Regions from separate parts of the Homo sapiens genome. Here region 2 is linked to region 1. Evidence: chromatin loops called from intact Hi-C (ENCODE). Cell type or tissue: dorsolateral prefrontal cortex. All regions are shown on one strand. Each heading gives the region's core, and the rest is flanking DNA. Links, peaks and the distances in the headings are about the cores only. Region 1 has its middle 13 kb from the start of RBBP5. Region 2 overlaps DSTYK (dual serine/threonine and tyrosine protein kinase).

What was found. Hi-C counts contacts between places; a loop is a spot of excess contacts. Peaks named below come from ENCODE experiments on the same cell type or tissue, not always from the same donor. Only the 100,000 strongest peaks of a DNase experiment are listed, where the experiment ranks them.
Region 2: a loop joins it to region 1, with 1.8 times the contacts of the local background. A loop is called at or near these places in 3 of 110 quality-filtered maps.

The regions. Positions count from the first base shown.
Region 1 is chr1:205,128,399-205,141,128 of GRCh38, forward strand. It overlaps the pseudogene LOC124904585. Among named protein-coding and RNA genes, the nearest start is that of RBBP5, 13 kb to the left of the region's middle. RefSeq lists enhancers at 3,935-4,435, 6,952-7,096, 9,430-9,978 and a cis regulatory region at 7,024. In dorsolateral prefrontal cortex, for the core only: no CTCF peak of the experiment used is centred there; no DNase peak of the experiment used is centred there.
Region 2 is chr1:205,193,004-205,205,733 of GRCh38, forward strand. All of the region lies in intron 1 of DSTYK (dual serine/threonine and tyrosine protein kinase), which reads right to left. It also overlaps the pseudogene RPL17P8. Among named protein-coding and RNA genes, the nearest start is that of DSTYK, 12 kb to the right of the region's middle. RefSeq lists an enhancer at 1,595-1,739 and a cis regulatory region at 1,667. In dorsolateral prefrontal cortex, for the core only: no CTCF peak of the experiment used is centred there; a DNase peak (open chromatin) is centred at 6,668; H3K27ac peaks cover 41 bases.

The DNA of each region.
Region 1 (12,730 bases), core at 2,401-10,400:
TTATAGAAGAATTTTATTCAATTGTCATTTTCAGTGCATGTTTTCTGGTTGTAGTGATAGAAGTACTAATACTTATTTCACTGGACAAGTTGTAAAAACAGTTTTATTTATTTATTTTGTTTTTTTTTAATTTTTTAATTTTTATTTTTTTGAGACGGAGTTTCACTCTGGTTGCCCAGGCTGGAGTGCAATGGCGCGATCTCGGCTCACTGCAACCTCCGCCTCCCACCTCCTGGGTTCAAGCAATTCTCCTGCCTCAGCCTCCCTAGTAGCTGGGATTACAGGCGCCTGCCACCACACCCGGCTAATTTTTTCTATTTTTAGTAGAGACGGGGTTTCACCATGTTGGCCAGGCTGGTCTTGAACTCCTGACCTCAGGTGATCTGCCCACCTCAGCTTCCCAAAGTGCTGGGATTACAGGCATGACCCACCGCGCCTGGCCTATTTATTTATTTATTTATTTTTCAGACAGAGTTTCACTCTTGTTGCCCAGGCTGGAGTGCAATGGTATAATCTCGACTCACTGCAACCTCTGCCTCCCAGATTCAAGTGATTCTTCTGCCTCAGCCTCTCAAGTAGCTGGGATTACAGGCATGTGCCACCACACCCAGCTAATTTTGTATTTTTAGTAAAGGTGGTGTTTCATTATGTTGGCCAAGCTGGTCTTGAACTCCAGACCTCAGGTGATCCACCCTCCTCGACCTCCCAAAGTGTTGGGATTACAGGCATGAGCCACGGCGTCTGGCCATAAAACAGTTTTTTGTTTTTTTTTGGTTTTTTTGAGATAGAATGTCCCTCTGTTGTCCAGGCTGGAGTGCAATGGCATGATCTCAGCTCACTGCAACGTGTGCCTCCCGGATTCAAGTGATTCTTCTGCCTCAGCTTCCCAAGTTGCTGGGATTACAGGCAACTGCCACCATGCCTGGCTAATATTTATATTTTTAGTAGAGATGGGGTTTCACCATGTTGGCCAGGCTGGTCTCAAACTCCTGACCTCAGGCGATCCTCCTGCCTTGGCCTCCCAAAGTGTTGGGATTACAGGCATGAGCCACCGCGGCTGGCCAGTTTTTAAAAAAGGATTGCAGATACAATAACATTAGGCAAAGCTAACTGAATTGACTAGATTGCCTTGGTCAAAGGTGTACCAGATTGATGACAATCAGATCCACTTCCAGTAGAAGATGGAAGTTGACCCCTTATGAAATAAATAGTCACTGGAAAGGCCTATGCACCTAATAATAGAACGTCTTGTATCTTCTGCTACTAAATACTGATATGACTAAATGCTACAAGGTTTTAATGCATTATGCCAAAGTGTATTTTCACCAGGTTAAAAAAAACTTTCATAGTCCACTGACTGAGGACAATCAAACCTTTCACAATCTAGAACCTGGAGATCGATTGGGTCTTCTGAGGGCAACATCACAGAAAAACTGCCCTTGGCATCCACAATGCAGCAAAACTTTGAGATCCTGAACCTTGGTCTCATAATCTCACAACTCAGAAGGGCCTCCTCCAGACTCTTGGAACTGTATACTGATTGGAAACCTTAAGGTAAAGCTAACCAGGGAAGATTCTCTCCAGAAGCAGATGGCATCCCAGATGTAGACAGCTTTTTCTCAAGATCATGGATCAAGATTGTACTATCATGATACTCTTCTCTCTCAAATTTTTTCTTGCTTGTGCCTGTATGAACAATAGAACTGAAAAAGTGATCTCATGTGTGTACTCATGGGGTATACTTTTATTTGTAGAGGATTTTGCAGCCACATGGACAGTCTTACACTTTGATAGATAGAAGATAAAAGGCCAGTGTCAGGGGAAAAAGAAAGAAAATTCTTAGAAGCACTTTATTAAGCACTTAATTTATCCCTTTTTTTTTTTTTTTTTTCTGAGACAGTGTCTTACTCTGTCACCCAGGCTGGAGTGCAGTGGTGCAATCACGGCTCACTACAGCCTCTACCTCCTGGGCTCTGGTGATCCTCCCACCTCAGCCTCCCAAGTAGCTGAGACTACAGGCATGTGCCACCATGCCTGGCTAATTTTTGTATCTTTTGTAGAGACAGGGTTTCACCATGCTGCCTAGGCTAGTCTCAAACTCCTGGACTCAAGCAATCTGCCCACCTCAGCCTTCCAGAGTGCTAGGATTACAGGCATGAGCCACTGTGCCTGACCTTAATTTATCTTTAGCACCAGGATACACTAAACTTTCTGGAGCTAGGAAACAAAAGACTATTAGCTAGAAGGAAAGGAAAATTGGAATATAGTGAGTTTCTCTCCAGTTCATTAATATCTTAAGGGAATGCCTAATCAATTCTTTGAACATAAGCTTCTTGAAGGCAAGCAGCCTACTCTGTTTTGTTTCCAAGTGTCTAGATTAGTGGTTGGCACACTATACATCCTCAATAAATAATTGTTGATCAATAAACAACCACAGGAACAATTTATGAACTATAATTCTCATCCTAGGCTTTTTTTTATTACTTTATGTTATTATCTAAAAACAGTACACAACCTTGAAACTAATTCACTGTACATTTTATAAGTGATAAAGACAAAATACCTAGCACATTCAAAGCCACGTGTTAGCTTATATTAATTGCGATCCAAACTTGCACACTGAGTTCAGCTCACCAATCCAGTTAATCAAGACAGATCAAAAGCCGATCAGGGAAGGCAGAGGAAAATGAAATGCAGACAGGTCCTATCTTTATTTAAAATTTTTTTTTCATCATGGCTTCTTTTTGGCATTAATTCTGACTTTTAAAAGTATTGAGTTTTGGAGTGCCCCCTTAAATTTTGCACGCCAAACAAGTGCCTCACTTGCCCCACAGCAGAGGCCTCAGACAACCCCACAATAAGCACCAGAGGAGGAATGCTCCTTCCGAGTCATACCAAATTAAGGTCAGAGGGCCAGGCCATTATAGCCTTGAATGACCAGCCATTGGACATTGACTGGTTTTGGCAAGGAGGCAACACCTTGTGAGAGCCAACTCGTATCTGCTGAAGGCAAAATCTGTGGAGAGGAACTTGGCTGTGAGCTATCAGCATCCAACACCCTTTCCAGCTGGGAGACATTCCTGACAGTTTGGTCCTTAAGGGGCAATATGGGAGGCACAACAACTTTTTAGTTCTGGTATTATTATTATTATTATTATTATTATTATTATTATTATTATTTTGAGACAGAGTCTCGCTCTGTTGCCCAGGCTGGAGTGCAATGACACGATCTTGGCTCACTGCAACCTCCACCTCCTGGGTTCAAGCAATTCTCCTGCCTCAGCCTCCTGAGTAGCTGGAATTATAGGCATGAGCCACCTCGCCCAGCTAATTTTTGTATTTTTAGTAGAGAGGGGTTTCACCATGTTGTCCAGGCTGGTCTCAAACTCCTGACCTCAGGTGATCCACCTGCCTTGGCCTCCCAAAGTGCTGGGATTATAGGCATGAGCCACTGCGCCCGGCCAACTTTAGACATTTCTCTACTGTTAAATTACTACAAGTGTATTAACTTTGTAATTCAACTCATTAACATATTGAGTCTCTAAACAACAACAAAGACTGGGATATGAGGTCCTGTGGACCACAGTTTTACATCCTACTGAGGTAGGAGATGACCTTTCTGAAACCCCAATCCAGCCAGTCATTTATTCCAGCTTCTATCCTATAAAAGTCCTCTCCCACCCTACAGACTGGTGAGCCTATCCCAGGGAACACAGCGCTTAGGCTGCAGATGGTGAGGGTAAGCGCCCCTCCCTCAGGTCTCTTAGGCAAAAGGGGAGTTGGTATTTAGGGTCAATGAGAGTAAAGGGCTGTTGATGAGTGTAGGAGGGTGGCTCAGACATCTCAGTTTAGAACCCCAGGCTGACTCGTTCTCATTCTTACCCTTTCTCCCTTTCCTGGGCAGGTCCTCAGATCCCTGACCCCCTAGGTGAAGTGGAGACAGCCCAAGGCAGCAACCTCTGGCCGGCATGCCTCCCAAGTGCTGCCGTGTCATCTGCACCAAGAAGGGTAAGTGGGGGTCCAGGCCGTGGGGAAACGGGCCCTGTCTTAAGTCAGCTCCACTGCCACAACACAATACCATAGAGTGGCTGAGTTAAACAACGGAAATTATCTCTCACAGTTCTGGAGTCTGGAAGTCCAGGATCAAGGTGTTGATGGATTCAGTGTCTGGTGTGGGCCTAACTTCTGGTTCACAGACAGCGTCCTCCCTGCTGTATCCACCTGATCCATCTGCTTCTCAGTCTACATCTTGCCTGAGGTCTTCTTGAGGGACTAGGACAGAGAGCAAGGGCATGAGGGACCTGCTGTGCTCTAGTGTTCCAGAAAGAATGGAGTCTGGCTGCTTGTTCTCGCAGTCCAATAACAAGATGCAGACAGACTGGGAAAGAAGGGAGTTTATTATTTTTATTTATTTATTTTTTGAGACAGCATCTCGCACTATTGCCTGGGCTAGAGTGCAGTAGCACGACCTCAGCTCACTGCAACCTCTGCCTCCCGGGTTCAAGCGATTCTCCAGCCTCAGCCTCCCGAGTAGCTGGGATTACAGGCACCCACCATCACGCTCGGCTAATATTTTGTATTTTTAGTAGAGACAGGGTTTCACTATGTTGGCCAGGCTGGTCTCGAACCCCTGACCTCATGATCTGCCCACCTTGGCCTCCCAAAGTGCTGGGATTACAGGCATGAGCCACCGTGCCCAGCTAATTATGCCTAAATCTTGGCAGAATCCAGAGCCCTCTCATTATTCTAACCTTGTGGGCTTTTATCAGTTTTACAAAGGCAGTTTAGTTCTGGGAAGGGCTATTATTATTCTTGCTTTAAGATTAAACTATAAACTAACTTTCTCCCAAAGTTGGCTTGGAATGACCAAGGACAGCTTGGATGTTAAAAGCAAGATGGAGTCAACTATATCAGATTTTTCTTACAGTCATAATTTTGGAAAGGTGGTTTTATCTGAAGGTAATCAGTATCTTTATCCTTCTCTGAAAATATAGGGATCTTACAATATTTCAAAAGTTCACCCCCTCATTTGAGCCCCAGAGTTCAAGGCTGCAGTGAGGTATGATCATGCCACTGCACTCAGCTTTGGTCAACAGAGCAGAACCCCATCTCTAAAAAAAGGAAGAAAAACCTCTTGGCTGAGATTCTTTTGCCTCAGAAGTTAGATATCATTATACATATTGCTTTATTTATGTATTTATTTGTTTGTTTGTTTGTTTGTTTTCTCGAGACAGAGTTTCACTCTGTTGCCCAGGCTGGAGTACAGTGGCACAATCTTGGCTCACTGCAGCCTCTGCCTCCTGAGTTCAAGTGATTCTCGTGCCTCAGCCTCCCTGAGTAGCTGAGATTACAGGCATGCGCCTCCATGCTTGGCTAATGTTTTTGTATTTTTTTTGTATTTTTAGTAAAGACAGGTTTTCACCATGTTGGTCAGGCTGGTCTCGAACTCCTGACCTCAAGGGATCCTCCCGCCACAGCCTCTCAAAGTGCTGGGATTACAGGCCCATTACATGCCCGACCTGATATCATTATACATTTTTTTTAATATATAACCAATGTGTGTTTAGATTTAGCCATCCATTTACTGTTTTCTTCGCTTACCATTCATTCCTGCATGTCAGGCCTCTCTAGGTTCATGGTTTCCTTTTTCCTAAAATACATCTTTTACATGAGTATTAATGAAAATCAGTTTGTAAATTATTTCAACTTTTGATTTTTAAAAAATGTTTTAATTTTTATCCTCATTCTTGGAGTATACATCAGCTAAGCATATACTTACAGGTTGGTATTTCTTTTCTATCGCCACTTTGGAGATGTTATTTAAAAGACAAGACAGGGCCTGGCGCAGTGGCTCACACCTGTAATCCAGCACTTTGGGAGGCTTAGGCAGGCGGATCACTTGAGGCCAGGAGTTCGACACCAGCCTCGCCAACATAGTGAAACCCTGTCTCTACTAAAAATACAAAAATTAGGCCAGGTGTGGTGGTGTGTGCCTGTAATCCCAGCTACTCGGGAGGCTGAGGCAGAAGAATGACTTGAATCTGGGAGGCAGAGGTTGCAGTGAGCCGAGATGGCACCATTGCACTCCAGCCTGGGCAAAAAGAGCAAAACTCCACTCAAAAAAAAAAAAAAAACAAAAGCCAAGCGTGGTGGTATAAGGCCCAGACCCAGACCCAGATCTGAGTTGCAGCCACCCTCACCATGCTGCCCACTGCCTGCGCTCCACCACCTGCCTCCATGGCCAGTCATGTTGGAGCATATGAGCTTGCTGCCCATACGAATAGATTACAAGGGACAAAAGCTAGTTGAACAAATGTTTCAGAGAATTATTATTTTTTCTTCAGTCATTGGATTTATCTACGGTTATGTGGCTGAACATTGCAGATGAACTGTCTATATAGTTATAGCTGGATTTGCTTTTTCACATTTGCTGACACTTCACCCGTGGCCCATCCATCAGTGGCATCCCCTCAAGAGGTTACTTGTCCAAGACTCATCACAGACAACCAACAAGAAGCTGGGGATAGAAAAATTAAGAGGCATGCTAAAAATACTCTATTGGGGTTTTCCTGGTTTGGCTTTGCTATAACACCTGTTTTTGTTTCATGTGAAATGGATCCAAAACATCAGATAAAAGCCACTCATGCAGGCTGGGCCCGGTGGCTCACACCTGTAATCCCAGCACTTCAGGAGGCCAAGGCGGACGGTTCAAAAGGTCAGGAGATCGCGACCATCCTGGCTAACACGGTGAAATCCCATCTCTACTAAGAATACAAAAAATTAGCTGGGTGTGGTGACACACGCTTATGGTCCCAGCTACTCGGGAGGCTGAGACAGGAGAATCACTTTAACCTGGGAGGCAGAGGTTGCAGTGAGCTGAGATCGTGCCACTGCACTCCAGCCTGGATGGCAGAGAGAGACTCCGTGCCCCCCAACCCCCCCCAAAAAAAACACTTCATACATCCAGGCATGGTGGCTCATGCCTCTAATCCCAGCACTCTGGATCACCTGAGGCCAGGAGTTTGAGACCAGCCTTGCCAACATGGTGAGACCCCCCCCCACCCCCGCCATCTCTACAAAAATACAAAAAAGTTTAGCCAGGCATGATGGTGGGTGCCTGTAATCCCAGCTACTAGAGAGGCTGAGATGGGAAAATTGCTTGAACCTGGGAGGCAGAGGTTGCAGTGAGCCAAGATCATACCACTGCACTCCAGCCTGGACCACAGAGACTCTGTCTAAAAAAAAAAAAAAAAAAGCCACGAATGCTTTCTGGCACAGCTGTATGTAGATCTGGTTTTCTATATTTCATTTTTAATCCCATTGGGTTTTGATTTATAAATATTTTAGAGCCTCTCTTTATTATCTTGCTCTGAAATGGAGAATAGAAAATACAAGTATGCAACATTTTTTCAGGTTTTTATAAAGTTTTCATAATGAAGAATAGTTGGCTTACAAATTATAATACAATTTAACTATCGAAGTGTGTGCATGTGTGTGTGTGAGACAGGGTCTGGCTCTGTTGCCCAGGCTGTAGCGCAGTGGCAAGATCTTGGCTCATGTAGCCTCGACCTCCCAGGCTCAAGCGATCCTCCCACCTCAGCCTCCCTCCCTGTAGCTGGGACCACAGGTTTTGTATTTTTAGTAGATACAGGGTTTCACCATGTTGCCCAGGCTGGTGTTGAACTCCTGGGCTCAAGGGATCCACCCACCTCAGCCTCCCAAAGTGCTGGGATTACAGGGATGAGCCACTGTGCCTAGCCATTAACTATCAAAGTTTTATAATTCACTATGAGTAAACTGTTTAATATTTTCAATTAAAACTGATAGCCTCCTGAGTAGCTGGGATTACAGGCGCCTGCCACCACGCCCAGCTAATTTTTGTATTTTTAGTAGAGACGGAGTTTCACCATGTTGGCCACGCTGGTCTCGAACTCCTGACCTCAAGTGATCTGCCCATCTCAGCCTCCCAAAGTGCTGGGATTATAGACGTGAGCCACCACACCTGGCTGGCAAATTTTTAAAATTTTTTGTAGAGACAGGTCTCACTATTTTACCCAGGCTGGTCTTGTACTTCTGAGCTCAAATGATCCTACCACCTTGGCCTGCCAAAGTGCTGAGATTACAGGTGTGACCCACCATGCCTGACCACACTTGCAAATTTAAAAACATACCTCTGTAAAACTCACCTCAACCTCCTGGGCTCAGTCAGTCCTCCCACTTCAGCCTCCCACGTAGCTAGGACTACAGGCACACACCATACAATGCCTGGCTAAATAATATCATTTTTATAAAGCACAAACACAGGCAAAACCAACGTATATATTGTTTAGAGCTACACATACATTTGGAAATACTTTTCTTAAAAAAAAAAAACAAGAGAATGGGCCAGACGTGGTGGCTCACACATGTAATCCCAGCACTTTGGGAAGCCGAGGCGGGTGGATCACGAGGTCAAGAGTTCAAGACCAGCCTGGCCAACATGGTGAAACCTCGTCTCTACTAACAATACAAAAATTAGCTGGGCAAGGTAGTGTGCACCTGTAATCCCAGCTACTCAGGAGGCTGAGGCAGGAGAATTGCTTGAACCCAGGAAGCAGAGGTTGCAGTGAGCCGAGATCATGCCACTGCACTCCAGCCTGGATGACAAAGCAAGAATCCATCTCAAATAAAAAAGAAAAAAAAAAGAGAATGATCAACACAGTAGTAACCTACGGATGGGAGAAAGGCAGGGAGGTGCCGGAACTGGCATATGGGAAAATCACACAGGGGCTTCCAAACCATGGCAGTGTTCTGGCCCACAAATTGCACAGTAAATTCACATTTTAAAAATTGTTCTTGGCCGGGCATGGTGGCTCATGTCTGTAATCTCAGCACTTTGGGAGGCCAAGGCAGGTGGATCACCTGAGGTCAGGAGTTTGAGACCAGCCTGGCCAACATGGCAAAACCCCATCTCTACTAAAAATACAAAAGTTAGCCAGGCATGGTGGTGCATGCCTGTAATCCCAGCTACTCGGGAGGCTGAGGCATGAGAATCACTTGAACCTGGAAGATGGAGGTTGCAGTGAGCCGAGATGGCACCATTGCACTCCAGCCTGGGCGACAGTGAGATTTCGTCTCCAGAAAAAAAAAAAAATTGTTCTTCTGCATCAATTTTTTTTTTTTTGAAGACAGAGTCTCACCCTATTGCCCAGGCTGGAGTGCAGTGGTGCAATGTCAGCTCACTGCAACCTCTGCCTCCTGGGTTAAATTAATTCTCCCTGCCTCATTCTCCTGAGTAGCTGGGATTACAGGCACCCGCCACCACACTCATCTAATTTTTGTATTTTTAGTAGAGATGGGGTTTGGCCATGTTGGCCAGGCTGGTCTCGAACTCCTGACCTCAGATGATCTGCCCGCCTCGGCCTCCCAAAGTGCTGGGATTACAGGCATGAGCCATCACACCCGGCCGCATCAAAATATATGAGGATGTTACATCTACTCCTTTGCCAGTATCTATAATTTTTAAAAATTGTAAGCAAATCCTGCTCAGTAAAATGTCTTAGACTAACCATCGTGTTTCTCTATGGTCCCAGCTTAGAACCTGGAGCAGTTCCCCTTATTTTCAGAGCCAGTGGCTTCACATTGAGCCTGACATTTGCCTCTTAAACTCCTGCTTCCACACATAGAAAGGCTCTGAGTTAGCCTTTACCTAGATGCTTGAGGGTCTTTGTGATTCATGGGGAAGCCATGCTGAGAAAATAAGGGACGAAGGAAAGAGAGAGGAAATAGAAGCCAAGGCAGTCTTCATAGGTTGAAAAATACTCCAGAGATTTAGAAATGTCCTTCCCAGAGACCAAGTTGTGGCCTCTCTGTGTCAGGCCCCAATCTGTCAATCTTCTTTCACGACCTTGCCTCCCAGTAGTGCCAGAAGGGTGGCTGTGGAGGTCAAGGAGCCCAAGAGGTGAACTGTAGCGACCATGTGTCACCTGGCACCTGTCCTGAATTTAGGTCCCTTTTCTAACTGCTGCTTGATTACTTTTCAGGAGTTATATCTCCTCCAATGAATGTAATTTTTAGTGAGCAGGCAAATTTAGGTGCCTGCCTCCCATCATGGAATCTGAAGGGGACAGATCCTTCCAGTTCTGAACCAGTAAAGCTAGAAGATGGGCCTGGGACCTATGCTGGGCCAGTCGAGAAAACGCGCCCTGGCTGCTAACTCATGAGGGAGTAAAGATGGTTCATCATAGCCTTAGACAGGCCTTTGCAAAAGCTTGCAAAGCTGCTCTGGTTCTAAGGGAGGAGACCACCCCTCATATTGTCTTGTGCCCAATTTCTGCCTCCAAAGAAAGAAGAAGTAAAAACTAAAAGGCAGAAATGAAATCCACAAGCAGACAGCCTGGCGCCACACCCTGGGCCTGGCAGTTAAAGATCGACCCCTGACCTAATTGGTTATTTGCATAAAAAAGGCACTGTGAAGATCCTGTCCTGTTCAGTTCCTTTCTAATTACCGGTGTATGCAGCCCCCAGTCACGTACCCCCTGCTTGCTCAATCGATCACGACCCTCTCACGTGGACCCCCTTAGAGTTGTGAGCCCTTAAAAGGGACAGGAATTGCTCACTCGGGGAGCTCGGCTCTTGAGACAGGAGTCTTGCCGATGCTCCCGGCCGAATAAACCCCTTCCTTCTTTAACTCGGTGTCTGAGGGGTTTGTCTGTGGCTGTTCCTGCTACCGGTCCTGCCTACTGATTCTGTGAGTCTGATCTTCCAGTTCTAGTTGTTGATTTTTTGAGGCACTAGTATTTTTCCAATACATATTTCCTTCCTCCTAAATTAGCCAGGATTCATTTTCTAGATGTTCATAGCAGATAAACAATACAGTAACAGAAATTCCATACTCTAAAAGTTGGAAGTTGCCTCTTTAGGAAAATCACTATTATCAGTTTGATTTATACATTTACAAATTTTTTTTTCTGTGCACTATACATGCAGATGGGCTAAATCTCTCTCTTTTTTTTGAGACGGAGTCTTGCTCTGTCACCCAGGCTAGAGTGCAGTGGCGCAGTCTCAGCTCACTGCAAGCTCCGCCTCCCAGGTTCACACCATTCTCCTGCCTCAGCCTCCCAAGTAGCTGGGACTACAGGCACCCGCCACCACGCCTGGCTAATTTTTTGTATTTTTAGTAGAGACAGGGTTTCACTGTGTTAGCCAGGATGGTCTTGATCTCCTGACCTTGAGATCCACCCGCCTCAGCCTCCCAAAGTGCTGGGATTACAGGCATGAGCCACTGCTCCTGGCCAGATGGACTAAATCTCTAGATAATTTGGGGTTATGGGGAACAAAGGGATTTTTACCAAAAAATGGGTTATGTTATATATATTCTTTTTTTGTTGTTTGAGATGGAGTCTTGCTCTGTTGCTCAGGCTGGAGTGCAGTGGCATGATCAGCTCACTGCAGCCTCTGCCTCCCAGGTTCAAGTGATTCTCCTCCTGCCTTAGCCTCCCCAGTAGCTGGGGTCACAGGCATGCACCACCACACCTGGCTAATGTTTGTATTTTTAGTAGACACCATATTGGCCAGGCTAGTCTCAAACTCCTGATCTCAGGTGATCTGCCCACCTCAGCCTCTGAAAGTACTAGGATTACAGGCATGAGCCACCGTGCCCGGACAAGCCACTGTGCCCAGCCTACAGTTTTGTTTTTTTGTTTTGTGTTTTTACATTTACATCTCTCCCAGACCTGGACTTTTTTTTCACATGATGATTTAAGTATTTTTTTCCTCAGGTGGTGATATGATTTGAATGCATGTGTCCCTCCAGAATTCCTATGTTGGAACTCAAACCCCAAGCTATTAAGAGGTGGGGCCTTTGGGAGGTGATTAGGCCATGCGGGCTTAGCCCTCACGGATAGGATTAATGGCACTATAAAGAGGCTCAGAGGGCTGCCTAGTTCTTCCATCTCTTCTGCCATGTGAGGACAGCGTTAGTCTCCTGAGGGACGCAGCAACAAGGTGCCATCTTGGAAGCACAGAGCAGTTCTTACCAGATAGTGACCCTGCTGGCACCTCAATCATGAACTTCCCAGCTCCCAAAACTATGAGGAATAAATTTGTTATTTATAAATTACCTGGTCTGTGGTATTTTGTTATAGTAGCAGGAAAAGACTAAAACAAGGGGATAGCCAACTTTACTGACTAATCTATTTTTTTCATGGATTTGAAATGCTAACTTCAAAATATACCAAGGGGGCCAGGAGTGCTGGTTCATGCATGTAATCCCAACGCTTTGGGAGGCCAGATCACCTGAGGTCAGGAGTTCGAGACCAGCCTGGCCAACGTGGCGAAACCCTGTCTCTACTAAAAATACAAAAATTAGCTGGGCATGGTGGTGCGTGCCTGTAATCCCAGCTACTCAGGAGGCTGAGGCAGGAGAACAGCTTGAACCTGGGAGGCGGAGGTTGCAGTGAGCTGAGATCACACCATTGCACTACAGCCTGGGAGAGTGAGACTCTATCTCAAAAAAATAAAAATGAAAATAAAATATACCAAGGAATAGACTCTCCCTAGAAGGGCCACAAGAGGCCTCAATCAGTGTGTGTCTCCCCGTAGTAACTGCACTCCAAAGGAGGTTATTCAGTTAGCACTTCATGGACTCCTTGGGATTCTGCTAAAGACAGAAATTTTGAGGTTGAATTTAATAATGTTCAGAAGCCTGAACTCCACCGAAATAAAGGATCAGGAAGGCCACTCAAGTTGC
Region 2 (12,730 bases), core at 2,812-10,811, 65 kb after region 1:
CCTCAATGTAAAGCAGACTGATACAATCCCTATGAAAGTTGCCCCAAACCATGAGGAATAAAGCATATGGAGAAAACCGCAGCATTACCACTGGCTGGTACACACTTTCAAAAAATGTTATTCTACCTGAGATCTCTAAAGTCTCTTTGCTAAAAGAAACAGTAGGCTCTTTTCAGAGAAATTCTTAGTGCTCTGCTCAACAGTCAGTGTGTATTACTGTTTGGGTGACTACTCTGAAAAGAGAAGATGGGAGGGAGGAAATACTCGTGACCTGTTTCTGTTGCTAGTGACTCTTTAAGATACATACTTTATTTAAATTGTTTTTGGGGTAATGTCAATCGATTTGTAGCAACACATTCTCCTTCTTGCCTATTTTCCATCCCATCAGGCTCAGAAAACAATAGCCCAAAGTATGGTGCTTTGGCATGCTGAGCACTTTGAACTAAAGGAGATTGGAAGGCTTCAGAAGCAAGGTTGCTCTCTGACCTTCTCCTAGCCTCCTGTCTGCCTCCCCTTTTTCTCCCCTTAAGCTACTCACAGAAACCAGAATTCCTCTTCCTCAAGACCATAGAAACTAGAAACCCTGGCCGGGCACAGTGGCTCATGCCTGTAATCCCAACACTTTGGGAGGCCCAGGTGGGTGGATCACTTGAGGTCAGGAGTTCGAGACCAGCCTGGCCAACATGGTAAAACCCCACCTCTACTAAAAATACAAAAATTAGCCAGGCGTGGTAGCATGTGCCTATAGTCCCAACTAGTTAGGAGGCTAAGGCAGGAGAATCGCTTGAACCTGGGAGGTAGGGGCTGCAGTGAGCCGAGATAGTGCCACTGCACTCCAGCCTGGGCAACAGAGTGAGACTCCGTCTCAAAAAAAAAAAAAAAAAGGAACTAACTAGCAATCCTCTTCTCTGAAGCAAGCCATAAAACTAGAAAGGTTGCTCTCTTTTCCTCTGAAGACCCTCATTCCAGAGAGGACCTGCCACATCCCACACCCTGGGGGAAGGAATGCACATAAAGAGCCCAAGAATAACCTGAGCAGACCAGCCTTGCTGGGTTTCTCAGTCTATTACCATTAGATCATGTCCTACTGTCCAATCACTTTCTACAAAGCAGTCAATTCTTCATCAAACCTAAGCATAAAAACAGTTTTCCCTGGGTCTTTGTGACTTCATTTCTAAAGGCTCCCGTGTCACATAAATTTGTTATGCTTTTCTCTTGTTAAACTGTCTTTTGTTAGAGAAGTGTTGGCCATGACCCTCAAGATGAGTGAGGAAATCTATCACACCTTTCAGCCACTACCAATCAATAATACATACTCGTGAAAGGTAACTGAAGGCTCTTAAGGTACAGTCTATGTCCAAGGTAGGGAAGGCACTACAAAAGTTGGTGAAATAGAAAATGCTTTTGCTTTATTATACTCCTGCAGCTCATAAAGTTAACATGGACTTCAAAGTTAATTCAGGTCTCAACAGAGTTATTACTGCAATACTTGTTCCTGGTACCCAAGGATTTCCCTCCTTCAGTAGTTTTAAAAATCTCACTTTTTTTTTTTTTTTTAAAATAGAGATGGGGTCTCACTATGTTGCCCAGGCTGGTCTCAAACTCCTGGGTTCAAGCGACCCTCCCACCTCAGCCTCCCAAAGTGCTAGGATTATAGGCATGAGCCGCCGTGCCTGGCCTAAAAAAAAAAGACAGAGACAGAGCTCAAAAAAAGAAAACTCCAGCTCTGTCGCCCAGGCTGGAGTGCAGTAGCATGATCTTGGGTCATAGCAACCTCCACCTCCCTGGTTCAAGCAATTCCTGTGCCTCAGCCTCCCAAGTACCAAGTAGCTGGGACTACAGGCGTGTGCCAAAACTCCAGCTCTGTCGCCCAGGCTGGAGTGTAGTGGCATGATCTTGGGTCAGGGCAACCTCTACCTCCCAGGTTCAAGTGATTCTCGTGCCTCAGCCTCCCGAGTAGCAGGGACTACAGGCAAGTGCCACTAATTTTTTTTTTTTTTTTTTGTATAGACAGGATTTCACCATGTTGGCCAGGCTGATCTCAAACTCCTGACCTCAGGTGATCCGCCTGCCTCAGCCTCCCAAAGTGCTGAGATTACAGGTGTGAGCCACCATGCCTGGCCAAAAATATCACTTCTAACATTGAATTTTCCATGCTTTTATGGGAAGTCAACTTAAGTCCCCTCTGAAAGTGAATGAAAAACAAAGGATTTTTATAGTTAACTGAGGCAACCAGTGACACAAAGATGCATTTCCACAAATAGGTAGTGATGTTTTATTTCTTACTATCTATACCAAAAGTAGAGAAAAGAACAAATCCTAAATTGAGAAAGTAATCTTATATAGTCTTTCTACTACAGTCAATTCTACCACAAGCTTCAAAGTACTAAGCTACAAAAATTCCAGGGACTGAGACAGAAAAAATTCAGTCTAGAAATATTTATTTATCCTTCCTAAACAAGCTCTCTGACCTTCAGCTAAATTTTAAAGACTGACACAGAAGGCACCCTCATTTAAGACAAACAGATGCTTAGGTAGTCTGGCTTTCAGAATCTTCAGGACCAAGTAGTACACGCTATTTCTTTGGAAGGGGATGGTTATTGAAGATTAGAGACTGAAATGCACTCTAGTAGGCAAAGCTCTCGCTGGAATCGGAAAAGTCAAGTTGGCAGAAGTCTCTCTAAAGTTATTCTATGTCAGGACCACGTTAAGATCTCTCACAGCTTTTAAGAAGCAGATAGTATTGGCACCGGGGGAGAGGAGACCGCCTCCCTAGGGGCTGATACTCCCTGGGAGCCACGTGAAATGGGAACGCACTCAGCAGCATGCTGAACAAGCTCCTTTCTGGGTGAAACTGCTCCTGAGACTGGTCACACTACCGAGGGAACAGAATCACAGCTGGCAGTTGAGGCTTTAACGTATGGGACGCAGAGATGGAAGTAGTTCCTTGAAGGAAGCCAACCCCATGCTTTACAGAGGGCTTAGTTTCTGGCATTTGGAACGCAGTGTATAACAGTTTATAAGCATTACCAATGATCCAAAGGTGGGAATATGTCAAAAGGACACAGGAACCAGCTTGAAGGGAAACTCACTCACCTCACCAAAGTGGGGACAATTTATGCATAAAAAGTGATAGGAAGATATTACAATCCATTGAAAAAATTCACAAGTCTACACTGATTAAATAAACAAGAGAAAAGGAAAGCTCTTCTTTACAGTAGACTACAACTAATACATATAGAAGGAATGATGGATATAAAAATCACCATTGGGCTGCACACGGTCACTCATGCCTGTAGTCCTAGCACTTTGGGAGGCTGAGGCAGGAGGATCGCTTGAGCCTAGAAGTTCAAAACCAACCTGGGCAACATAGTGAGACTCCATCTCTACAAAAAATTTAAAAATTAGCTAGGCACGGTGGCATGTGCCTGTAGTCCCAGATACTAGGGAGGCTGAGGCAGGATTTCTTGAGCCCAGGAGATTAAGGCTGCAGTGAGCTATGATCACACTACTGCGCTCCATCCAGCCTGGGTAACAGAGCAAGACCTTGCCTGTAAAAAGAAAACAACAACAAAAAAACCCCATCACTGAGACAGGTGGGAGTTGTCAGGGAATGCTAGGTCTACTGGAAGGAGGTTTTTTGAGAAACAGGGTATCAGTGAAATACAAGAACACCTCTCCACAAACTAATCAATTGCAAAGGAAAAAAATGGTGAATTCACAAACTAATCAACTGCAAAGCAAAAAATGGTGAATTTTTTTTTTTTTTTTTTTTTTTGAGATGGAGTTTCGTTCTTGTTGCCCAAGCTGGAGTACAATGGCATGATCTCAGCTCACTGCAGCCTTCCGGGTTCGAGCAATTCTCCTGCCTCAGCCTCCCAAGTAGCAGGGATTACAAGCATGCACCACCATGCCTGGCTAATTTTTTTTTTTGTATTTTTAGTAGAGATGGGGTTTCACCATAGTGGCCAGGCTGGTCTTGAACTCCTGATTTCAGGTGATCCACCCGCCATGGCCTCCCAAAGTGCTGGGATTACAGGCATGAGCCACTGCGCCTGGCCCTAAAACTGGTGAATTTAAGGTGGAGAAAACATCTCCAGGGATGGGTTAACGTCATATACCCTGTGATGAAAGGAAAAAAAAAAAAAGGAGACATTGTTGGGACAGTTGGCAAAACCTGAACAGGGTCTGTGGACTGGATGGTAGTACTGAACCCATGTTAATTTCTTGATTTGGCGAGCTGTATGGTGATCATAGAAGCACATCCTTGTTTGGGAGGAATGCATACTGGAGTGTTTAGAGGAGATGAGAAAACCTAACTGCACTCAGCTCTCAAAAGGTTCAGAAAAAGGCTACATCTAATATAGATCAGGAAGGAGAGAGACTGGGTGATGGAACAAATCCATGAAAATGTTAACAACTAGAAAATTTGCATGAAGCAGGTATTGGAACTCTTTTATTGTTCTCGCAACACTTACGTATGTTTGAAATTATTTCAAAATAATTTTTTTAGGATCCAAATATATACCTAGCAAAGCGTATCCAGCTCTTGATCTCAGAGGAAAGAGATCAAGAGATAGGATTTTACTTGACAAGAAAAACCAGCCGGAAAAAAAAAAAATACATCAAATACAGCAATAACAGGATTTGAACAACAACAGTTTCTTCACTGTCTCCACTTTTGCCCTGCACATTACCTTCCATCCCATCAATCTTCCTGTGATGTTTACTATTGCTTGTTCAGAGTCTGGGGAGTTCAAGGCACTGATCTAAGCAAGTAGTTTAGGATCAGACTTAGAATCCAAATCCACAAGTCTAAGCAGTATAGACCAACATGATGCTCCAGTATAGAACAGTCTGATGAAAGTTACCTGTAACCATCAGGTTCATTAAATAAGAAACCACGAAGGCCGGGCGTGATGGCTCATGCCTGTAATCCCAGCACTTTGGGAGGCTGAGGCGGGCGGATCACCTGAGGTCGGGAGTTTGAGACCAGCCTGACCATCATGGAGAAACCCCGTCTCTATTAAAAATACAGAATTAGCTGGGCGTGGTGGCACATGCCTGTAATCCCAGCTACTCGGTAGGCTGAGGCAGAAGAATCGCTTGAACCCGGGAGGTGGAGGCTGCGGTGAGCCAAGATCACGCCATTGTACTCCAGCCTGGGCAACAAGAGTGAAACTCCGTCTCAAAAAAAAAAGAAAGAAAGAAAGAAAGAAACCAACAGAGGAAGCTTGACTTTGATTTTGCACTGCCTGTAGTGGCCCCTTATGTTTATTAGTGGTAGAGACTATATTGCCATTATACACTAACTACTTTTATCCTATACCAACAAACCACTTTTCCAAGTTAAAGCAGCAAAACTTTTCCAATTCTCTCCATGGGACAGAACCAGAAGAGCATGTCAGTTGTTCAATCAGGAGAAAGTGAAAGAGGTTTCCTCAGTGGGGTTCTTATATACTAAAAAATAAGAATGACTTTTCTTTACTAGCTATATTCCCCCACATTCCTCCTTGCACCTAGATATCGCCATAATATTAAACGCTAAGGCTAGAGTATATCATATGGAATATTCCTAAAACGTAAACTCCATACTGGTTCATTCTCACTGTCCCTCTCATTTGAATAGAAAGAGCTTTTATTTAAAATAGTCTTGTAACCTAGCTGCATTTGTGATAGGGCCTTAGTCTTTGCTCTGGCAAGTTTGACTTGATTTAAAAAAAACAAAAACAAAAAAACCCTGGGAAATTCTCTCCCCATTAAATAGACTAGAAAATATTAAAAAAAAGATCTAAACTGAAATTTGTCTGGCATAAATAAGGCACTAAAGCTTTTTTTTTTTTTTTTGAGATGGAGCCTCGCTCTGTCGCCAGGCTGGAGTGTGGTGGCGCGATCTCGACTCACTTCAATCTCTGCCTCCCAGGTTCAGGCGATTCTTCTGCCTCAGCCTCCCAGGCACTAAAGCTCTTAATCTGATGAAACTAAAGTTAGACACTTTGAGGATGAAAGTACTTTTTTAAAATAAGTGGAATTTTTTTAAAAAATCAAAGGCTTTTATAAATATATAACCTAGACATAATTATTTGGGACAATTCTGATGTATCATTAGTTAGACAAGTGAAAAGCAAAACAATCCTCAAGTCCTACTCCCATCATCCTGCCCAGAGCACACCACCTCAGGGAATGGAAGCATGTTATAATAAAGCCCAACTCCAAAGAAAGCGGTGGTCAAAAGGTTCCCACAGCCACGTGGCACACAGCTGGGGAATATATCCAAACTGCTCACACTGCCTAGAGAAGAAAATAGAAAAACACACTGCCTGTGATGGGCACTTCAACCAGAACCCACAGGGGATACTGATGAGTCTCCATGCTCTGACCAACTTTCCCTCCAAGAGTTTTGGTTTGGACTTTGGAGGAACATTACGCATAAGGGAACTTTCTCAGAGAGTCTCATTTATAGCTCAAAGCAAGGAGACACACATCTTAAGCATTTCTACATCTGTTCTCCTCTGGTCATGTAAGTGTCAAGTTCCAGGTTCCATAGGATCACCAAACTCCCTGTGTGACAAAGAACTGAATCAACCTCCAAGCCTGGGAATGGCCTATACTGAGACTGGACATCCTCCCACGGCACTCCAGTCAGAGCTCTGTGAGGTAAAATAGAAAAACTGCACCCCCACGTGGACTCGCCCTCTGTAGTCTTGTTATGAATGACACTACTCAGATTCCCTGCACCATGTAGGAAGCAAACCCCGTCATCCCTAGAGGCTATTTTCCTGTAAGAAGGAGCAAATTAACCTTAGGTTTTACAACCATAACCAAAAAAACCACATCCACCCATAGCTCGTAGTTTTCCTACCGGCTTCTCTGTAACTTCTAAGAAAGACAGAAATGAAAGAAGCTCTAATAGTAATCTTCATAAATGCATTCTGCATTTGAACCACAAAAACGAGATGATATAATTTTTCCATCAAAGAGAAAATAGGCTGATTTTCCTCTACTGTCAGAAAGTGGGCAGAACATTTCAACTCTTATTCTTTTTTTTAATGAGACAGAGTCTCGCTCTGTCACCTTGGCTGGAGTGCAGTGGTGCAATCTCGGCTGGTTGCAAACTTCGCCTCCTGGGTTCAAGAGATCCTCCTGCCTCACCCTCCCAAGTAGCTGGGATTACAGGCGCCTACCACCGCGACCAGATGATTTTTTGTATTTTTAGTAGGGACAAGGTTTCACCATGTTGGCCAGGCTAGTCTTGAACTACTAACCTCAGGTGATCCACCTACCTTGGCCTCCCAAAGTGCTGGGATTATAGGCATGAGCTACCACACCCAGCCAATTTTTTGTATTTTTAATCGAGATGGGGTTTCGCCATGTTGGCCAGGTTGGTCTTGAACTCCTCACCGCAGGTGATCTGCCCACTTCGGCCTCCCAAAGTGCTGGGATTACAGGTGTGAGCCACTGCGTCCGGCCTCAACTCCTATCCTTATCAATGCCATTTAATCTTACAATTTTCCATATGCCCTACACTCCTACCCACTCAAAGACAACTAATGATTAAGTAGGTAACCAATTTGTAGAAAATCCTCTGGGAGAGACATGATGAAACACTAATCCTTTTTTCCTTCATAACATCAATTTGGAATTAATAATCTCAGTTAGTTGGACAGAGTGGTTCACCAATGCGTGTCCTGTGCCTAGTACAGAGTCAGGCATTAAATAAAGGTTTGCTGAGTGAATGAATATTAAGAATTTACTTCCCATATCATGGTGAAGCTCAGGTCTACTGGTATTGCATGCAAGTCATTCTTTGGAACATGAAAATAATTCTTTGGGATACTGGCACAGAATGCAACTGCACCTACTACTTGATAGCACAACAGGGTGACTATAGTCAATAATAATTTAATTTTTTTTTTTTTGAGACAGAGTTTCACTCTTGTTGCCCAGGCTGGAGTGCAATGGTGCAATCTTGGCTCACTGCAACCTCCGCCTCCCAGGTTCAAGCTGTTCTCCTGCCTCAGCCTCCTGAGTAGCTGGGATTACAGGCACGTGCCACCATACCCGGCTAGTTTTGTATTTTCAGTAGAGATGGGGTTTCGCTATGTTGGTCAGGCTGCTCTCGAACTCCTGACCTCATGTTATCCACCCGCCTTGGCCTCCCAAAGTGCTGGGATTACAGGCATGAGCCACCATGATGGCCCAGTTGTATATTTTTAAATAACTTAAGGAAAGTAATTAGATTGTTTGTAACTTAAAGGATAAATGTTTAAGGGGATGGCTACCCCATTCTCCATGATGTGTTTATTTCACATTGCATGCCTGTATCAAAACATCTCAGGTATCCCATAAATATATAAACCTACTATGTACACACAAAATTAAAAACAAAATTTTTTTAATGCAAAAAAAAAAAAAAAAAAAGAATGCAACTGCAGCCTAACTAGTCACCTATGAAATGCATATCATTGTTCTTTTTTAGGGGCCCAGAGAGTAAAATGTGTGTGAATTTACAAAAATCCTTATGTTCTATGGGGCCAAAAAAAACGCCCTTCCAAGGAAGGAATTAAATTGCATTTAATTTCAAAACATCATTCCAATATCCACCAGCTGTGGAAATAATTTAACAGATATTTATTTGCCCATTATGTACAAAGCACTATGGTAGGCACTACTGGGGGTACAAAATGAGTAAAACATACTCTTTACCCTTAGGGGTACACAATCTTGTCAGCAGGCTAAGACAAACATACTCACAGCTATCATACAAAAGAAAAGGCTGGGCGCAGTGGTTCACACCGGTAATGCCAGCACTTTGGGAAGCCAAGACGGGAGGATCACCTGAGGTCAGGAATTCGAGACCAGCCTGACCAACATGGTGAAACCCTGTCTCTACTAAAAATACAAAATTAGCCGGTCGTGGTGGTGCATGCCTGTGATCCCAGCTACTCAGGAAGGCTGAGGCAGGAGAATTGCTTGAACTTGGGAGGCAGAGGTTGCAGTGAGCCAAGATTGCACCACTGCACTCCAGCCTGGGCATCAGGAAAGGAAATGTGGGAAACTCGGGAAGGGGAGAGGGGAAAGGGAGAAGGGGAAGGGAGAGGGGGAAGGGAGAAGGGGAAGGGAAGGGAAGGGGAAGGGGAAGGGGAAGGGGCTTCTTCCCCTACGTGGCCTGAGGTAATCCGTGAAAATGGTTCGCTATTCACTTGACCCAGAGAACCCCACAAAATCATGCAAATCAAGAGGTTCAAATCTTCGTGTTCACTTTAAGAATACTCATGACACTTCTCAGGCCATCAAGGGTATGCATATACGAAAAGCCACGAAGTATCTGAAAGCTACCACTTTACAGAAACAGCATGTACCATTCCAACATTACAATGGTTGCGTTGGTTGGTGTGCCCAGGCCAAGCAGTGGGGCTGGACAAGGTCAGTGGCCCAAAAAGCTTGCTGAATTTTTGCTACACATGCTTAAAAATGCAGAGAGTAATGCTGAACTTAAGGGTTTAGATGTAGATTCTCTGGTCGTTGGGCATATCAAAGTGAACAAAGCACCTAAGATGCGCCGCTGGACCTGCAGAGCTCATGGTCGGATTAACCCATACGTGAGCTCTCTCTGCCACATTGAGATGATCCTTACTGAAAAGGAACAGATTGTTCCTAAACCAGAAGAGGAGGGTGCCCAGAAGAAAAAGTTATCCCAGAAGAAACTGAAGAAACAAAAACTTATGACACAGGAGTAAATTCAGCTTTAAAGTAAATACAATTAAATATTTTTTTAAAAAAAGGAAAGAAAAGAAAGTAAATAAAGGCATAATCTGTATGAGCAGAGCCTATATTAACTGAGTAACAGGTATAAGGTAAAATTCATATTCCCCTTTATTTCTGTAACTTTTTTTTAGGTTTTATTCTGAAAGGATTGTTTTTGAGAAGTGCATTTATTGGAGAAAGATTCCCTGTTCTCTTAACCTAGTAAAACAGAGAACAGAAGCATGGAGAAAGAAAAGGAGAAAGTAGACAGAGCAAAACAAAATATAAAAACCAGACTGGATTTTTATTTAAATCCATGCCTTCTGTAAAAACTACTTGCAAGGCTGAAGAACTAACCATACTGAAATCAGTAATGACTTTTAAGACTAAACATATTGCAAATTATAATAAGCTTAAAGGCAATAATATTTTCTCTTTTAAAAGCAGGCAGGATGGGCATGGGAGCTCACGCCTGTAATCCCAGCACCTTGGGAGGCCAAGGTGGCCAGATCACTTGAGGCCAGGAGTTCAACATCAGCCTGGCCAAAACGGTGAAACCCCGTCTCTACCAAAAAAAAAAAATAGCCAGGTGTGGTTCGCGCGTGCCTGCAGTCCCAGCTACTTGGGAGGCTGAGGTAGGAGAATCATTTTTATCTAGGAGGCAGAGGTTGCAGTGAGCCAAGATCCAGCCTGGGCAACAAGAGTGAGACTGTCTCAAAAAATAAAATAAGAAAAGGAGAGGGGAGGGGAGGGGTAGGGTAGGGAAGGGGAGGGGAGGGGAGGGGTACGGTAGGGAAGGGGAGGGGAGGGGAGGGGAGGGGAGGGGAGGGGAGGGGAAGGGAGGGGGCAGAATTTCCCAATGTTTTTTAATAGCAAGCTGACCAGCTGGGCAAGGTGGCTCATGCCTGTAATCCCAGTGCTTTGGGAGGCCGAGGCAGGTGGATCACCTGAGGTCAGGAGTTCCAGACCAGCCTGACCAATATGGTGAAACCTTGACTCTACTAAAAATACAAAAATTATCTGGGCATGGTGGTGTGTGCCTGTAGCCCCAGCTACTTGGGAGGTTGAGACAGGAGAAATGCTTGAACCGGGAGGCAGAGGTTGCAGTGAGCTAAGATCATGCCACTGCACTCCAGCCTGGGCAACAGAGCGAGACTCTGTCTCAAAACAACAACAACAAAAACAGCAGGCAGACCTGTACCATGGGAAACAGATTACCCCCAGAAAGGAAGATTCGGAAGGAGAAAGGCCAGAAAGGGAAAGGGTGCAAAGAGCCACTGTGGTTAGGGAGGCCATTTCCTCCCAGGGAGCAGGAGATAGCAAGATCAGCAACAAGGGGCCTGATGCCCTAAATGTCAGGGAGTGGAAACTAGAATAAGAGCCTGAGTAGGTAGTGCCACATTATACTCATTCAATCAGATAGTCTCCCACTCAGTAAATGACAGTTCCATACAAGCTGTGGAGCCTGGGTGACGACTCATCTGTAACAGAGTCTCTTTACTGCCAGGGTGTATTTTGTATTCCCATGGTCAGGTCAGAAAAGAACAAAGGAAGAGCCGCAGAAGCAGAATTGGACTGGGAGCCTAGAGACTCGGGCCTAAATCTGCCTCTAGCTCAAAACTGTTCTGTCCCACATTCCATCTTTCTGTTCCTCTCATTCTTCTGCGAACCCCATGTTCCAACTTTCTAAATCAATGCTCACCATACACACACACACACACACACACACACAACCACTCAAACAGCCATATATATTTAGCATTAATTATATGCCTGTGCTTTAAGGTATATTATCTCCAAATGTCACAACTTTGTAAGGCAGGTATTATCACTCCCATTTTATTTATTTATTGAGATATAATTCACCCCTTTTAAGTGTACAATTCAGTGGCTTTTAGAATGTTCACAAAGTTGTACAAGTATCATCACTATTTAATTCCAGAGCACTCTCATCTCCTCCCAGAAAAATTCCATACCCATTAGCAGTCACCCCTTATTTGCTCATTTTCTTCTCCCCACATCTCCTAGCAACCACTAATCTACTTTCTATCTCTATGAATTTGCCTATTTTGGATATTTCATATCAATGGAATCATACAATATGTGGCATTGTGTATTACTCCCATTATATATATGAAGAACCCAAGATTCAAATAGGTTAAGTAACTTGCCCCAAGTCACACAGTTAAAAAGAGAATGCACTAGAATAGGAACCTAGGTTTCATTCAAATGCTATGCTTGCTTTTGGCCACTGAATGCTGCTTCCATGAGGGAAGAAAATTAAGAAAGAAAGACCAAGTTTTGGATATACTTGGAAAAATGGGATTTTGTTAATCTAAGGTATTACCTTAGAATAGATTATCTTTTATTAAAAGTAATAACCAAAACTACAGCACTATCTTTACTGAGCTTATGTTGAAATGCACTGGCAACTCTTCTAAACAGATGATAGCAAACTACCACAGAGTACACCCATCCCAGTCTCAGCACTGCTGTCACTGTGCTCCACCTCACAATCCCAGCTTCTCCCCACCCCTAAGCCCCATAAAGATGACAGCTCTATAAAATGAAGCTCTAAAGAATCTCCTCTTTCCCAACTTTTCATCCCTTCCCCAAATGTCACTCTGCCACTTAAACTTACTTATCATACAAATTTCTAAGATGACCAAGGAAAATGCCTATTTATTTTATTTTATTATTATTATTTTTTTTTGAGACACAGTCTCACTCTATCACCCAAGCTGGAGTGCACTGGCATGATCTCAGCTCACTGCAATCTCTGCCTCCTGGGTTCCAGCGATTCTCCTGCCTCAGCCTCCTGAGCAGCTGGGATTATAGGCCCGCACCGCCATGCCCAGCTAATTTTTTGTATTTTAGTGGAGACGATGTTTCACCATGCTGGCAGGCTAGTCTCGAGCTCCTGACCTCAGGTGATCCACCTGCCTCAGCCTCCCAAAGTGCTGGAATTACATGAGTGAGCCAC